Linked DNA regions of Mus musculus: region 2 is linked to region 1. A link is a loop called in an ENCODE intact Hi-C map of the cell type or tissue named here. Cell type or tissue: left cerebral cortex. All regions are shown on one strand.

Region 1 (5,000 bases):
CTTTTAACTTATAGGCTTAAACAGGTATTAGCAGTTCTTTGTGATTTCTGGATTGGCTAGGGAGCCAAATCATCTATATTGGGGGACAGACTTTCCATTCTGGTGCCCAAACTGCTGATTAACTCAGATGATTTATCTAAGCCACATCAGGTTAGGAAATCCTGGGCGGAGAATGTCTTGCTTCTCTTAACAGCTGCCGTCACAGGCAACTTTTATTTTGTTGGGCTTTTGATTTTCTTATTAACGCATGTTAGATGCTCAGACATTGCTATTGCTAAGATGATGCTACCGTACATTTCCTTTATGATTTAGGGCCATAATATGAATGGAAGTAGTTTTTCACATTCAGACTGCAGAGACACTGATATAAAAATCCTTCTAATGTCAGTTTTTGGAAGTTCTCTTATTCGACTGCTATAGTCTATCATTCAACAATCTACATCTGTATCTATGTATATCTAATATATATATATATATATATATATATATATATATATATATATATTGTATATTTTTCCTTCACATGAGTTTCATTAGCTCAGAAAAGAAGCTGCTGGTTAAAGAGATTCGCTAACAGTGACTAAAGGCCATGTTTCCCAGACTGCCCTGCCTTTAGATGTGCTAAAGTTTCTGTTAGTAGACAGAGTGGAGAAGTGAGGCCTCCAAGTGCTCATCCGAGTCCTGAAGCCTGTAAATATGCCTCTGCCAGAGAGATTCAGGGCGCTTAAGAGACTGTGTTGTAGTGGCTTACCCAGTAGAGTGCTACTGGGAAGTAATGGAACCTTTAGGAGGTGGGGCCGAGTGAGAGATCTTTAAGTCATTGGATGGGGAGTGTGTACTTCCAAAGGAAATGGTACTACTAGGACCTCCTCTTCAGCTTCCAGGCCATGGAGAGAAACTTTCCATTTGCTCTCAGCTCTTGACATGATTTACCTCACAGGCCCAGATCATTGACGCCAACCAACCATGAGAACAACCGAAGAAGACCCTTTCCCTTGGTAAGTGATTATCTCAAGGAGTTAAGAATTAGAGAGCTATCTGTTTTTCGGATTTCCCCTTTCCTGTAGCAGTTCTGGCAGGCAGTTCAGTTTTAGTAGGAGACACTGATGCCCGAGGGGCTGGAACACCAGGATAAGGAACTTACGCCATGATCAAGGGATAGTTATCAGGAGTCTGTTCTCTCCCTCTACGATGTGAGTTCCAGGAGGTGGGAATAATCCAATTCAAGTTGTCAATCGTGACGAAAAGTGCCTTTACTCCTTAAAAGTTCCTCCTGGTCTGCGGGAAATACTTTCCATAATGACTGAAAACTACAGAAACATCCCTTCCTTTAATCCTAGTATGAAGTAACTCTCAGAATCTACTCTAAACTGACCCCCCCCCCCTAATTTTTTTTAAACAAAGGATGATATATGTCCCCCGAATGAAAGATTTCTCTATCAGTGAACTCTGCTTTTAGGCTTATGGTATTTCATTCCATTTTGTATTGAGGTAGATATCAATTTAGTCAATAAGAACACGAGTAAGAGAAACACTTCAATTTTGTATGTGTCCAAATATAGATGAGTAGGTGAATCCTTTAGTGATCCCCCCCTCTCTCCCCATTTCAAATAGCAAAGTTGGTTTCCTGCTCTGGGTTCTGTAATAAAGTAGCTTGGAGCATCTCACCTCACCACCCTTCCTCTGAGCCATCTTATCTACCCGATACAGGATGATCGCAGCAGTCACTGTTTGAAATTACAATGCTCCCCAACAGACTGAGGAGCTTTGAGTTAGAGTGTGAGTCCACTGAGTTTCTCCCCAGCGAGCTTCTCCTAATGATTTTAAATTGATCTGTTGGAAAGAAAATGCCTTTGCAAGTTTTAATCTTGTCTTCAGTGTATGACCCTGCATAAGGTCTTTTCGAGGAATGAGTGATAGTTTAAATTCATGCCTTCTAGCTGTGACTTTGTGTATGAAGGAGAGTGCCATCTTTCTTCTGATGCTTTCCTCAGAAGAAAATCCCCACCAGGGGACTTTTTTTGAGGAGTTGTAGCATGGGGGTCTGTGTGCTCCCTGTGTGTTGATACACTGAACAGGGAATGTTGATGAGGCACGAGGCAGAACAGCTTGTCCCTCCACAGCTATTTTGACTTTGCAATGTTGGCAGCAGTTGAGAGAGAAAGAGAGAGAGAGAGAGAGAGAGAGAGAGAGAGAGAGAGAGAGAGAGAGAGAGAGAGAAGGGGAAAAAGAGGAAAAAGTTGAGTGTGTTAATTAACTAAACACATGGTGCGTAGAAGGCTAAGGAACATCTAGGCTATTCTTGGTCTCCAGAGCACAGGAACTTTTGCTTCTAGTTCATGAATGAACAGCACTTGGAGTGTCTCTAAATGTCCTCGGTCTTTGTGTTAACAGGAACAATTGGTGCTGCTAATGAAGCACCATTCGAGCATTCAATTATCAGGTCTTAGCACGAGGAAGAGATGGCCAAATAACGGCTGCCTTAACAGATCCAGAATAAGGCTACGAATAGGAGACCAATTGCCAAAAATACCCCAGTTATGTTATATACTAGTCACTAAGGATTATCCAGAAGAAATGAACAGTAAGTTGTACTAGAACAGAGAGGCTTTTTAGAGAAAATAAGTGACAGTTTTGAGTTGTATATATATATATGGTAATGTGTCAGTTCTGAACTAAGGCTTTAAGAGGCATGGCTGTTTTCTTTGGCCTCTCTTATATTTCTGCCATCTGCCGTGACTGCAGCATGCCACTGTTAGCCAGAGTTCTTTTTGCTTGAGTTTCAGAAACCCAGATACAAGAAACCAGCTTGAATCTGTGCCAGTCTGGGACTAGTTGAGCTCTGCCAACTTATTACTGACCTGCAGACAGGTGAGAGAGAAATAGATGGGTATTCTGTTTGTTTGTTTGTTTGTTTGTTTCTTTGAAACTTCTGAGGTTTAGCAATTGTTTACTGTGTAGACTACTGGCAAAACCTCAACGAATACACTTTAACTAAATGTCTCTTTTACAGAAGTTGTTAGCATGCGAGGCAGATCTTAGAGCCTGCCTCAGTTTCCCTTTGTCATGTTAGTTTCTCATCCCAAGCTGTCATTGTGGCTTACCACCAGCTCTAACACAGAACCTATGATACTCATAGCCTTTGCAGTTCACATGAAGCCCACAGCTGTATGTGGTACCTAGAGTCTTATCCACCACCGAAAGAGCTAATGACTCAACTCAGGAGTGTGCTGCATTGTCCTGGATTAATCTCTGATCATAGGAAGCAGAAGGTGGGTGGGAGAAAGTAAACACCCCTTCCTCTTCTGCTGCTCACGCGCTATCCCAACCACAGAACTACATAGCTTATTTGGAGAAGCCTTGAATGGCCCAGCAGATACTTCTGTCAAGTGACCTGTGCTTTTTATAGCTTATTCGGAAGCAGTGAGTGTCCAGCATTGGCAACAGATCATTCTGTATGGCTCTCCATTCCTCCTTGACTCATTGTCTTTCACCTTGAGTTCCTGCCCAACTTCTTGTGATGCTGAATCATGGAGTGGAAGTGTAAAGCAGGTAAGCAAGCGTTCCCCTCTCCCTTTTTATGGTCATGGTCAGGTCTTATCACACCAGTAGAAATTCTAACTAAGACTCTGTGTGTATCTGACTGTGAATGCATATATGCCTGTATATGTGTGCCTGTGTAGACCAGAGAATAACCTTGAGTGTAATTCTTCTGTAGCCATACCCCTTGGCTTTTGAGACAAGGTCTCTCATTTGTCCTGGAACTTGACAATGGGACGAGTTTGCCAGGCCAGAGAGACCCCAAGGATTCCCTGGCTCTGCCGCCCAGCACTAGGGTTACCAGGGTGTGCCACTCACCCAGATACTTTACACAGGCTCTGTGGATCAATTGCAGGTCTTCAGGTTGTGGATCAAACATTTCACTGGCTGAGCTGTCTCCCCAGACCAATCATATCTGTGTGTCACATTTTCAATAACACAAACTACAAAATGGATCATGAGATTTGTGGGCTCTATTGTGCCCAGATTGCCTGATATAGTATATTGCATATAGTAAATATACAGGATACTATTTTAGTTAGTATGAAATTTATCTAATAAGCAACTTACTAAAATTCCATTATCGGCAGTATTATGATATATCTAAGGCTATTCTATGTAGCACTTGCACATTTTAAATTAAAGATTGGAATAAGCTGGTATTTATTATAATAGGATAATTTCTTTTCCACCCTTTTTCATAGAGGCAGTTCTCAGTGGGGAGTGTAGGGATCATAGCGGATTTCATTTTAGATGCTTTATATTTTCATAAACATTTTAGAACTAGTTTGTCAGTTTCTCCCTGAAAAGGAGCTGGGGTTTTGATGTGGTTTGTACTGGATACATAGATTTGGGAAAATGCTTAACAGCTGCTGGTCATTTACCTGTTTTACCTCCGCACATATTCAAGCTGTAATTGTATCCTAAGCATCTTGCACTTTTCACCACAGAAGGCTCACATAGCTTTCAGTAGAACTGATACCGGTGTTCGTGGGGTTTGTGGTATGACACATGGTACTGACTTATAACTTCAGTTGCTTGACTGTTTGTAAATTCTATATAGAAACGCAACTGAGTTTTGTATGCTGAGTTTGCAGCCCGTGCTCTGTGACATCTATTATCTTAGTTGAGTTTATAGCCTGCAGTGTTATATCCTATTATCTCAGTTGTGTTTGTTTTAATGTGTAGAGAATGGTCAGTGAAGTATTAGACTATGTAGATAATCATGGTGTTTGTTGTTGTTTTTTTCTTCTCTCTAGTGATGTCTTTTTTAAATTTTGCATGTCACTTTATATGTATGGATGCTTTGTCTGCATGTAGGTCGGTGCACCTGGTGTGTGAGCGTCTTTGGAGGTCAGAAGAGAGCACGGAATTCCACGGAACAGGAGTCATAGGCAGTTGTGAGCTACCATGTGGGTGCTGAGAACTGAGCCAGGTTTTCTGCAATAGCAAACCGTGGC
Region 2 (5,000 bases), 430 kb after region 1:
TAGTGACACCATAGAAAAGATGATGGAATTGAGAGATAGTTTCATCGTTATGGCACACAGGATTTTGTGAGGAGGCAGCCTAAGCTTCCCCATTTTCACCCGAGCATGCTAGTTCAAACAATTCCACATTTTTTTGTAACTCATAATCTCTATGATATAATCTATATAAATATCTTAGGAAAGAAACAAAATCCCCAAGCATATCAGAGAACAAAGTTCAAAACTAATTATCCAAATATACAACATTAAAACTGAAATGTCTTGTTGCCAGACCAGAAGGGTTTCAACTGTTTATCTTGTCTCTTGATAGTGATAAAATTTCTCTGAAAAATAACAGAGTCTGAAAAAAAAGAGTATATACATTTAGCAAAATGCATAAATATAAGAGCATATTGAAAGCCAAGGAGCATACAACTACAAGAAGTTGGGGACATAGATTCCACAACCATTTTGTTTGTGTGATGAAATTAAAATCATGTAATGAAGGGGACTGATTAATTGAACTGAGATATCTTTCTTAATTTGTTTAAGTTTGTCTTAGGTCATATTTCTGTAACAAATAAACCATAGGTGGGGTGCTTAGACAAATAAAATTTGACTTGCTTCTCACAATTCTGGAGTCCAGGGAGCACACAATCAAGGCATCAGCAAACTTGGTACCTTGTGATGACTGTCTTCTGGTTTGCAGGTGGCTTCATTCTTGACGGACTTCCCAGCAGGAGACAGAGCACAGAGCATAGCTACCTCATGTCTCTGCGTGAGGGCATTGATCCCGTTCCACTGATCTGTACAATCATGATTTGTAAAGGCCCCGTGTCTAAAGACCATCACCCTGAGCAGCAGGGATTATGCAGCGGGCTGAGGAATAGAGGTTTACTGAGTAATACGTGGGCCTAATGAGTAGGTACTTCAGGTATCAGTGAAACAAGGCGACAAAAATGTTTGCAGGGCTATTAACATTGAGTACTGCAAAGATAAACTTAGAACTTTGTTAAGGAGAAATATGTATGGGACTTCTCCACTCTCATTTTTAATCACTTAGTAGTCAAATTTACTATTTCATGGCAGATGGTGCTCCATTTTACCTTCCATCTTACAGCTATTCTGAAGAGTCTTGCAGAGCCCTGGCAGTCAGTGAAGACTGACAAGGCCTCCAAGGGCACCAGCACAGGCAGTAGGGAACAGCACTCAAACCCACCAGAGCTATCTTTGCTCAGGGAAAGAATGTGCAAAAGAGAACCTGAAAGCAGCTTTGGCTCTGTGACCGAAGGAGGATAACACACTATCAGATTCCTCATCAGTAGAGTAGATAGACAGTACAAATGGCTATACATTTCAAGTTTAGAGTTCAATATAATGATTTATGGAGAAGATCAGTCATTTGAACCTAGTGTTCATACCCACTTCTCTTCAGAGATATTACAACCCTACACTTCTTGATCCTGTTTCTATACCTCCCTGCACCCAAGGGAAATAGTGTCTGGATGATTAGAAAGGGCAGTAACACCTAAGTAAACACACTCCTGGGCTGGCAAGTCATCACAAATAACTCACCTTTCATCAGTACATAGGCTTCGTCTGCTCTGCTCTGTGTTCTCAAACACTGCCTATTCCAGGTGGTTCCCTAACTGTTTAGCTGAGGGGGCCTTGAACTTCTTTCTTGTCCACTAGCCTCTACTCTGGAGTGCAGGAATTAGGGGCATGGTGAACACATCAGGTTTTATCTGGTGCTATGGACTGAACCCAGGGCTTGTGTGTGCTAGGCGAGCCCTGTACCACCTGACCCACCACACCCAGCTCAGCGCTGATTTCAAAACTGGAATCATCACGTTATCACACGTCCCTTTCTGTGTGAGTGCTCAGTGCTGTTCATGCCTTGTTGCTATCTTCACAGACACAGCTCTTCTTTATCCACGGACCTGGGAATATGAGGTATTATTAAAAAACACAGAAACAAGGTGCAATGTCCAATCCGTACTATAGGTAGTAGTCTTTACATGACAAGGTGCAATGTCCAATCCATACTATAGGTAGTAGTCTTTACATGACAAGGGGCAATGTCCAATCCGTACTATAGGTAGTAGTCTTTACATGACAAGGTGCAATGTCCAATCCGTACTATAGGTAGTAGTCTTTACATGACAAGGTGCAATGTCCAATCCGTACTATAGGTAGTAGTCTTTACATGACAAGGGGCAATGTCCAATCCGTACTATAGGTAGTAGTCTTTACATGACTCCCTTAACTGGATCTTTTGGTCTATCTAACTATTATTAAGACAGACATGGTTACGGCACATTGCTTTTAGGTTGGAGGTGAATAGTCAGCCATACAGTATAATCCTTCCTCCATCCCAAACAGACGTGGTATATAGGTTTCTAGGAGACATTATGAAAAAAAAAGTACTTTGTGTTTTAGTTTTCTAATTATTTTACAATTCATATTTCCAGAATGTAGAAAAGTTAACACAGTTTGAGCGAGTCTCCTCTTCTTTTTCCTCCAGGAATCTTTCTGGCACTTACAAGTTCAGAATGCTTTTGTGCATTCCAAGCAGTCTTGCCCAGACTCTGCCACCTGTTCCGTCATTCTGGGTGTATTTAGGGTAGAGTTCTTTTCCATATGGGCAGTGTAATTCCATTAAGTAGCAATCCAGCACAGTTACTTTTTTTTTCCTTAACGTTAAACCTCGAGAGTTAATCGCCCATCTGTGTGTAATCATCAATTCCATTAAGCCTTATGGCCGTGTCAGATTATCCAACATTTACACAGTACTCCTTTCTTCACAGGAAACACATTTGATAATTAAGGGCATGGTGGAATCTAAGTTTTTGCGCCTGACTTTGAAGATCTAGTGTCTTATATTTAATCTGGACTCAGCTTCACCTCTCTTCAGTCACTGAGCTGTGGCTACACAGTGTACCTGGATATGATTCCACCAGATTCTAAGTGAGAAACACATGATGCTCACATGGACACAGGTAGCATAATGGTATCATTGGCGTTTTTGCTAACCTACAAAGCTTATCTTCCATGCTTATCTCTAAGTGGCTAAATCACAGTGGGTGTTGATGAGAGTGGCCTTCGGCCACAGTGTGTGTGTGAGCTAAACCTTGCACCTTTCTCCTTGACTTTGTAATTTGTGGCCATGTTTATTACTGAAGACTAGGACTCTATAGGATCAGAAAGTGATTATGAACATCCCAGTCAAACTTAAAGTTTGATTATTTATGAATAAAATATTAAAGATTGTGCATAACATTGCTTACTTTCAGAATTTTGAGGATGTTTTGTTAATTTAGCAAATGAGTCAAATAAAAAAAAAAGGACTAGAATGAATCTGGGAGAATGGCTCAGTCAATAAATTACTTGCCTTGCGAATCCAAGGCCTAATTTTGATCCCTGAGGCTATTCAGAACTGATAGGTATTATGGCAGTTGCTGTGCTTATGACGGCAACATTGGATAGGTAGAGAAAGGGGGGGGGGTCTTGGGTCTCATTAGTCAGCCAGTCTTGCTGAAACAATTGGTGTTAGACCAATAGGAATCCCTGTCTGAAAGGAGGTGAACAGATATCCTGAGGATGACACCTGAAGCTATTCTCTACCCATCATATCCACACATGTGTGTCAACACACACACACACACACACACACACAGAGAGAGAGAGAGAGAGAGAGAGAGAGAGAGATACAGAGAGACAGAGAGAGACAGACACACAATGCACAGAGATAGATAGATAGATAGATAGATAGATAGATAGATAGATAGATAGATAGATAGAGATAGAACAAAATAATTAAAAAAGTATTCTATACTCTATGTTGCAAGATGCAATGTTGATACATTAGTGGCGTATGAGAAGGCCACTATCCTATTCTCTTGGTGTTGAACATTTCTAATATATTTATTCTAAAAAAGTTAGTAAAGTGTATTGCAAGTATTCCATTTAAATATTACAAATAACAGCACTGTTCTAGAAAACTGGAGGTATTTGTGGTACAGTTAAGTGAGTATACTTTTTAAAAATAATCCATTTCCTTCACTGTGTTAATCTCAGAAATTATACATTTGGTATCATTTGCTTTACTTCAATAGGATAATTGAAACGTCTTTCCTTAGTCTATCAAAATATAAATAACCTGATGCATCATAGGTCACATCTTGAATACCTTGAAGCAGCTCAGGCTCGTTTTGTATCTCTGTCTAGTGTCTGGACCAGGTGAAGCTCAGACTTCTCATGGTCTGCTGGCTGGAGAGCCAGACTATCAGAGAGACATACTTGGCCTTTGTGGAACAGCAGGTCTGGACAGCTCAGTTCACTGCACAGCCAACTCAGAAGCCCTTCCGGAGCAAATCTGGCCCAGAAGGCTGCACATATTTCAGCCTGGATAGACCCTTCATGTTCAACAGAGCCTCTGCAGCGATGATGAGGTCCTCCATATTGCTCACACAAAGCTGCAGTATGGGACAGGAAATCTGGCTCTTTAACCCTCTGGCTGCTGCACATGACTATTTGGCTAGCAAAGCAGAAAAAATGTCGACAGCCTAAGGTTTCAACGATTAGTAACAGGTTTTTGAGTGATTTTTCCCCAGAATGTGCTAGTATAAATAGAGGCCTGTGAGAGTGTACTTTGTGGATTTTTTTTCTTTCTTTTGGTATTGTGATTTGTTTGTTTCCATTTCTTTTTTGTATGTGTGTGACACATTCTCTTTTGTGACTGTGGATGCCCAAGCTAAATACCCAAATGCACGCTCAAGTGAAGGCACTCACTCCTGGCACCCCCTAACCTGTAAGTGAAGGCACTCACTCATGTCTTCCCTAATCTGGTGTCTGCATTGTGACTTCAGGTAGATTTCTAGTCTTCTAAACCTATCTGTCCTTGAGAGCTCTATTAGTTTAATCTACTCAAGACTGTACATACAGACTAGATATCTTAAGATATAATACCAGAATACTATTTAGTGTAAGATTTAAGGATTTTTCTTTTTAAGGAGTAATCA

The links. Hi-C counts contacts between places; a loop is a spot of excess contacts. Peaks named below come from ENCODE experiments on the same cell type or tissue, not always from the same donor. Only the 100,000 strongest peaks of a DNase experiment are listed, where the experiment ranks them.
Region 2: it touches region 1 in a loop (2.4-fold over the local background); 20 of 42 quality-filtered maps call a loop at or near these places.

The regions. Positions count from the first base shown.
Region 1 is chr5:97,132,734-97,137,733 of GRCm38, forward strand. Gm33609 (a long non-coding RNA gene) reads left to right here. Exons shown (of 9, transcript XR_003955944.1): 2 at 878-998; 3 at 2,787-2,871; 4 at 3,140-3,552. Among named protein-coding and RNA genes, the nearest start is that of Gm33609, 3.5 kb to the left of the region's middle. In left cerebral cortex, no CTCF peak of the experiment used is centred here; no DNase peak of the experiment used is centred here.
Region 2 is chr5:97,561,323-97,566,322 of GRCm38, forward strand. It overlaps 4930467D21Rik (RIKEN cDNA 4930467D21 gene), which reads left to right. Exons shown (of 8, transcript NR_045981.1): 6 at 2,787-2,989. Among named protein-coding and RNA genes, the nearest start is that of Gm34029, 73 kb to the right of the region's middle. In left cerebral cortex, no CTCF peak of the experiment used is centred here; a DNase peak (open chromatin) is centred at 2,636.